Regions from separate parts of the Mus musculus genome. Here region 2 is linked to region 1. Evidence: chromatin contacts called from ENCODE POLR2A ChIA-PET data. All regions are on one chromosome and are shown on one strand. The core of a region is the stretch at or near the end of the contact, and the rest is flanking DNA. Distances in the headings are between cores, read along the strand shown. Region 1 holds the start of Fscn1 (fascin actin-bundling protein 1). Region 2 overlaps Rnf216 (ring finger protein 216).

Region 1 (3,089 bases), core at 231-2,730:
GAGGACGCACGAGGAAATGAACAAGGGGGGGTGTAGGGGGAACCCTTCCTCTCCAAGACCTGGGACAGCCTATCCTAAAGAATCGGCTCATGAATGGGGATGGCTCAGACTGGGAAGGAAGAGGAAACGGAGAAGATCTAAGCTAGGTCTATGGAGTCCCACGCCCCCAGCCGGGGGGGGGGGGGGTGGTGGTGGACAGTATTGCTTTAGAATGTGTTAGGCCTTACCCACTTCCCCACGTCACCTTCTCCCAGCAGAAGAAGCCTACGTCCTGAACAGAGGGGTGGTACATGCCTTTATTCCCAGCACAAGAGACAGGAAGGAAGATTTCTGCGAGTTCGGGGCCAGCCCAGTCTACATAGCGAGTTCCAGGATAGCCAAGGCTATCTGGTGAGATCAGATCTTTCAAAATAGAAGCCCACCTCCTCATGGCGGAGCCCAGAGGCCTGTGAGCCTAAAGGGAGCCCAGGAGGAAATAGGGAAATAGAAGGAGTGCAGAGATGCTTTTGTGCACTGGGTCAGGACCCAAGGGAGGGGACATGTCCCCAACTCACCCTGGCGCGTGGACACGTTCCTCTCGTTGGCCGCCTGCAGCACCACCTGAGCGCAGCTCTGTTCCAGGGCGAAGAGCTCATCTTTGCCCACCTTGGTGGCCTTGCCAGCCTTGAGGGTGCCGCTGGGCCCGGACGGAGCCAGGTAGCGACCTTCGCAGTCGCGAAAGGCCACCTTGCCGGAGCGGAACTCCAGCGTGAAGCCCGTGGCGGGCTCCGGCCGTGCCACAAGGCGCCCGTCGTGGCGCAGGAAGCGGTGGTCGGACGTCTGCACACTGTAGCGTTGGTCCTGGAAGGCCAAGGTGATGAGCGAGTCGACGCCCCAAGGCACGTCGCGGTCTACCGCGATCTCGTCGGCCGGCCGCGCGCTCAGATGCGCGTAGCGCTTGCGGGTAACGCTGTAGATGTTAACCTGCGGGTGCATGGCGATGTGCACGCTCCACTTCTCGGCCGGCGACACGCTCTGCGCGAAGCAGGACAGGCGGTCCTCGGTGCCGCCAAAGTAGCGCCGGTGAGCCTCGGACTGCAGCGACCAGCGGCCGTCGTCGTGCGCCACGACGAGAAAGCGGCAGTCGCCGTCGGGCACCTCGCGCTCGCAGGTCACGTTGCCGTCCTTGTCGGCGGCCAGGTAGCGACCCAGGTGGCTGCGCAGACACACGGCCGCGCTGCCCGCCTCATCGGGAGGTTGCTCCAGCGTCCAGATCTGCTTCTTTTTCAAGCTACTAGCGGATGCGTTCACCTTGAACCCGAACGCCTCGGCTGTCAGGTACTTGTTGCCGCAGCTGATGAGCCCGAACTGAATCTGCACAGCCTCTGCCGTGCCGTTGGCGGTCATGGTGGCGGAGGGCGGCCCGGTGGCCCCGGGAGCTTGGATAGCTGTGCCCGACCTCCTTTGTTCAACACGGCTTAGCCCGCTGCAGTTCTCCACAAAGCCAGCCCGGCGGCGCCCAGGGTTTTATAGGAGGATGACGTCACCGTGGCCACGCCCCTACCCGGGCCTGCCGGGGAGGGGGCTCTGCAGCGCGCGCCCGGTCCCCTGCGCTTCCCCGGAGTGTTTTTCTGGGGTTTAAGACCGGGTTTCACTCTGTAACTCAGACTAGGCTTGAAGTATCTGTGTGGCTCAGGCTGGACTCGAACTCATAGCAGTCCTTCTGCCTCTGGCCCGTTCGTGTTTGCTAGTCCATTTAACTGTTCCTCCACAGTCGTGCTCTGCAGTAGTTGGCTGATCTCCAACTTTCTCCTGCTCTCTGAGGCCATCCTGAAACACCCCTACCCCCAAACCCAGTCGATGGGAAGGACCAGGTTTAAGATAATGATCCCTTCAGGATGGAGGGAGGGTCCAGGGTGTACCAGGAAGTAGCCTTAGAGCCGGTCCTTGAAGAAGCCAGAGACGCCAGAAGGGTCTGGGGTAGAAAGGAGGTTAATTTCTAGAGAGGCGCATGCAGAGCCCTACCTGCCCCGCCCGCCTCAGGGTTTTTCAAGGCCTTGTAGCCTGGGCCTCCTGAGCAGAAACCGAGATTTCTATTCCCGGGTCAGCATAGAGTACAGCCACCTTGCTGACTCTAAATAAATTGTGGTAACTGTGGCCCAAGTCAGTGGCCCACAAAAGTCCCTACTGTGGTGATGCTCAAGCCCCGGGGTGCTGGTCTACCAGGAAGCAGGGTAGGTAAGGCAGGAATAGTGGTCTCTGTTTATGAAGACATCAGAAAAGCAGGTCAGCTCCCTAGAATGGCACAGCCCCAATGTACCTCCTAACTGCAGCCCCTCAGGGTTCCAGACCAGAGGGACATTCCCACAAACACCACCTCCCACCTCCCACCACACACCACCCCACGTAAGAACACTTCCCTTTGAGTTTCTGGAGGACTGAGACTTCTCCTGGGACATTCCCCACATGCCAGGCAGGCCCCTGGAATGCTGGCCCTACCCCAGGCTGCCCACAAGATCTGGGCCCCTGGCCCTTCCCAGCCACAGGCTGGGCAGGGTACTGAAACTGACCAGTCTTCACGGTGATCTGTGTCCAAACGCATCTCTGTCCCAGGCAAACCCCTCCAGCGACCATCAAAGGGGAAGGGGAGATGGCATGGCTTTCCCATCATCAAAGGTCAGTCCTGACAAGTCCCTAGAATCCTTGCTGGGACATCTAGTTCCTCCCTTAGAGGTCACAGGAAAGGTCACCAAGTTCGCGGCCGATAGCCAGCCATCCTCTCCTGCTGTGGGACTTTGCACAGGTTACTCTCACTCTCTGAGCTCTCCTTCCTCTGTAATAAAGACACATATTCCTGGGTACAGTGAGTCACACTTGTAATTCCAGAACTTGAGAAGCAGGGACAGGAGGATTGCTTTGAGTTTAAGACCAGCCTTGAGGGAGCAGGTCAGAAGACTGGAAGCAGTAACAGCCAAAACCCGATACTGAGGGTGCCCTCTCTGCCATCCGGTACTCTGTTCAAACCTGTTTAACCCAGAGCATCGCATCGTGGGCAGAATCGGACAAGTTGGCCTCATTACACACCAGGCTGTTAAGGTTAAGTCAATGCT
Region 2 (3,089 bases), core at 282-2,781, 95 kb before region 1:
GAGAATGCAAGCACTTAGCTTTTTTGATACTATTATAATACTTTGAATGGGGATGGAAAGTTGGCTTAGTGCAACTTAGAGCACATGGTGCTCTTGCAGAGAACCTAAGTTCCGTTCCCAACACCCAAGTCAGGCAGCTCACAAACATCTCCAGCTGTAGCTCCAGAGGAATCCAGTACCTTTAATAGAGTACTTTTGAAATAGTTGTTGTGAAGTTTCTGCTCTATGCTCCCCAGCCAGAAGACTTAAGGTAAGCTAAGAAAGTGTCAAAAAGGGCTGGTGAGATGCCTCAGCAGGTAAGAGCACCCGATTGCTCTTCCGAAGGTCCGGAGTTCAAATCCCAGCAACCACATGGTGGCTCACAACCATCTGTAACGAGATCTGACTCCCCTTTCTGGAGTGTCTAAAGACAGCTACAGTGTACTTACATATAGTAAATAATAAATAAATCTTTAAAAAAAATGTAGCTTTCATAAGACTGTGTTAAAAAAAAAAAAAGGCTGCCTCAGCCAGCACAGGGGTTTCTTATAAAGAACTGCAGTTGGCTTTGTCTTTTAAATCTCCATTCTGACTGGTTTCATAGCGGAAGCTGGAACTGAGTAGAACACATTCTTAAGTGAATAAAGGTCAGCCAAGAATCTTGCTGATCCAGAAATTTGGGAGGAAAGCAAGGCTCTCCAAAGTTGCACGTTATTACCCAAATAGTTCTGGCTGGGTCTGTATTCAACTGGCTCCCATTCAGAAATGAATCACAAGTCATTCCTGAACGAGAGAGTCATTGAAGAGGCAAGCTTTGTGGAGTAAAGTATCACATACCTAGACCCTGTTCTCAAAGCAGTAAGACTACCTTGAAGCTCACGATGTTCTGGCAAGTGGAGCAGATGGATGGGTACCTGAAAATGGAAGGTTCACAGAGCTTGGTCATTTGTTTTCTCTTTAAGACTTTTCTCAATTCCTTTTTCTCACTAGCCCAAACCTGAGGCTTTGCATAAGCCAGCTCTTGACACTTTTGAGCTGTTAAATTGCTGATTAATTTGATAGATAACTTCTGGCTTATGCCAAGACCTGTGCTGCCCTGGGGATGCACAAGAGGATGGGTGGCACATTTCATTGGTCCCATGTGGTTTGCTTCTAGAAACTTTTGGAAGCATTGTTTGCTCCCTGTCTTGTCTCCACTCCCTCCCCATCTCGCTATATACCCCAGGCTGGCCTCAAGCTTGTGTGCTCTGTGCTGCTCCTCCACTTGAGTAATGAGATTGTAAGTCTCTGCTACCACACCTAGCCTTTTGGGACACCCCCACCTTTTTTTTTTTTTTTTTCACCCACAGCAAGAAAAAGTATTAATTCTGATTAAGTCTAATTTTAAAGCTTGATTTCTCAAGCAAATACTATTTCCTTCTGGTACTGATACTCCCTCCCCATCCATCACTGCCTGCATGCCTGCACATCCTGACCATGTGTTGACCACTTAAGAGATATCAGCCAGCTTGTTTCCTAATTTGGTTACGGTACGCTCCGAGCAGTCTTGCCTAACCTTAGAAAAACACAAACACAAGGAATAGCTCCCACAGAGCAGAGGGGAATTTCCTCTTATCAAAACCCACAGTTCCCTTCTTACTTCCTCTACAAAGAAGAAGTAACATTCTGAAGAGGTGGTTGCTCTCTCTAAAGTTCCCTCTTGAAGCTTGGCTTCTTCATCCTTAATTCTTTCCAAGTTTAATTTTATTCTTAAGGCCCTCCATTTTCTCTTTTGTTTTTTGGGGTTTTTTTTTTGTTGTTGTTGTTTTTGTTTTTTGGTTTTGGTTTTGGTTTTGGGTTTTTTTTTTTTGTTTTGGTTTTGGTTTTGGGTTTTTTTTTTGTTTTGTTTTGTTTTTTTTTTTTTTTTGGTTTTTCGAGACAGGATTTCTCTGTATAGCCCTGGCTGTCCTGGAACTCACTTTGTAGACCAGGTTGGCCTCGAACTTAGAAATCCGCCTGCCTCTGCCTCCCGAGTGCTGGGATTAAAGGCGTGAGCCACCATGCCCGGCTTGAGGCCCTCCATTTTCAAGAGTTAGTGATACACACCTGAAATCCCAGCACTGAGGAGTTAGAGGCAGGGAGAGTTTGAGCCCAACCTGGCTGCATAATGACCTTGTCAAGAAAAAGTGGGTGAAGGGAGGAGGGAACTGTGCATTTTCTCCTGGGATAGTTATGAACAGAGAACAGCTAGGTATATTAATTCTATGGCATATGGTAGGTAGGAGGCAGCCAACTTCCTACAAGAAGCAAGAGAGTAAATATTTTAGGTTTTACAGACCATACAGTGTGTCAGGCTGTTCACTTCTGTGTTTATCATAAAAGTAACTGGATCGCAAGTAAACAAGTAAATAGGTTGTAAGTATTAGAGGTGTGATTACTAAGTGGTTGGAAGGTCAGGTGTGGCCACCGTGTGGCTGCCTTGAGTACACTCTAAGGGAGAGAACAAGGAGTAGGGTGGTGAGCACAGCATACTAGTATCTATCAGGTCATTTTGGTTTGCTATGATAGGAAGACCTCCTAAGTGCTGAGGTCACAAGCAGGCACCACCATAGGTGAGTTCTCTGCATAGGGATCTCAAATGGGATGAGAGGGATGTTTGCTGGCATGCATAAAGCTGGTTTGGAGGGCTAGACAGACATCGGTTGTGTGCATCCCTCCATAAGAGGGAGTCCTGAGGGTCAAGAGAAAAAGTATATACACAGCCTTTGTTTTTAACAAAAAGATTACATTTGTCACCAGATCATTCTGATCTTTTTAATTTTTTTTAAGAATTGATTTTTATGTATGTGGATATTTTGCCTGTATGAATGTCTGTGCACTGTGTATGTGCGGCGACCATGGAAGCTAGAAGAGGGCATGGCATTACCAGTGGTTATAAGCTGCTGTGTCTATACTGGAAATCCAACCTGGGTCTTCAGCAAGAACAGCTAGTGCTCTTTACTGCTGACTTTCCAGCCTTCATTCAGTCTTAGAGCTAAAGGACTTTCCTGTTTTAAGAAAACTCAAAAGACAGAAAATGCAGTTGTCAAAAATGTTTGTATACTTCTAGTTTTATTCTGTGTGTTTCTGGT

Evidence for each region. ChIA-PET counts read pairs that join two places held with the same protein, here RNA polymerase II (POLR2A).
Region 2: POLR2A ChIA-PET joins it to region 1 with 80 read pairs in Patski. The contact joins the enhancer-like site here to the promoter of Fscn1 in region 1. POLR2A ChIA-PET finds 5 or more read pairs at or near these places in 2 of 5 experiments (Patski and embryonic stem cell).

Annotation. Positions count from the first base shown.
Region 1 is chr5:142,958,746-142,961,834 of GRCm38, reverse strand. Fscn1 (fascin actin-bundling protein 1) reads right to left here and starts at 1,480. Exons shown (of 5, transcript NM_007984.2): 1 at 555-1,480. The coding sequence starts at 1,386.
Region 2 is chr5:143,054,258-143,057,346 of GRCm38, reverse strand. All of the region lies in intron 13 of Rnf216 (ring finger protein 216), which reads left to right. Gm43380 (a long non-coding RNA gene) reads right to left here. Exons shown (of 3, transcript XR_003955828.1): 2 at 817-3,089. Among named protein-coding and RNA genes, the nearest start is that of Gm43380, 17 kb to the right of the region's middle. Within about 2 kb of position 1,531, at least 1 of the 3 ENCODE cell types and tissues checked has a DNase peak (open chromatin) inside an H3K27ac peak, as active enhancers do.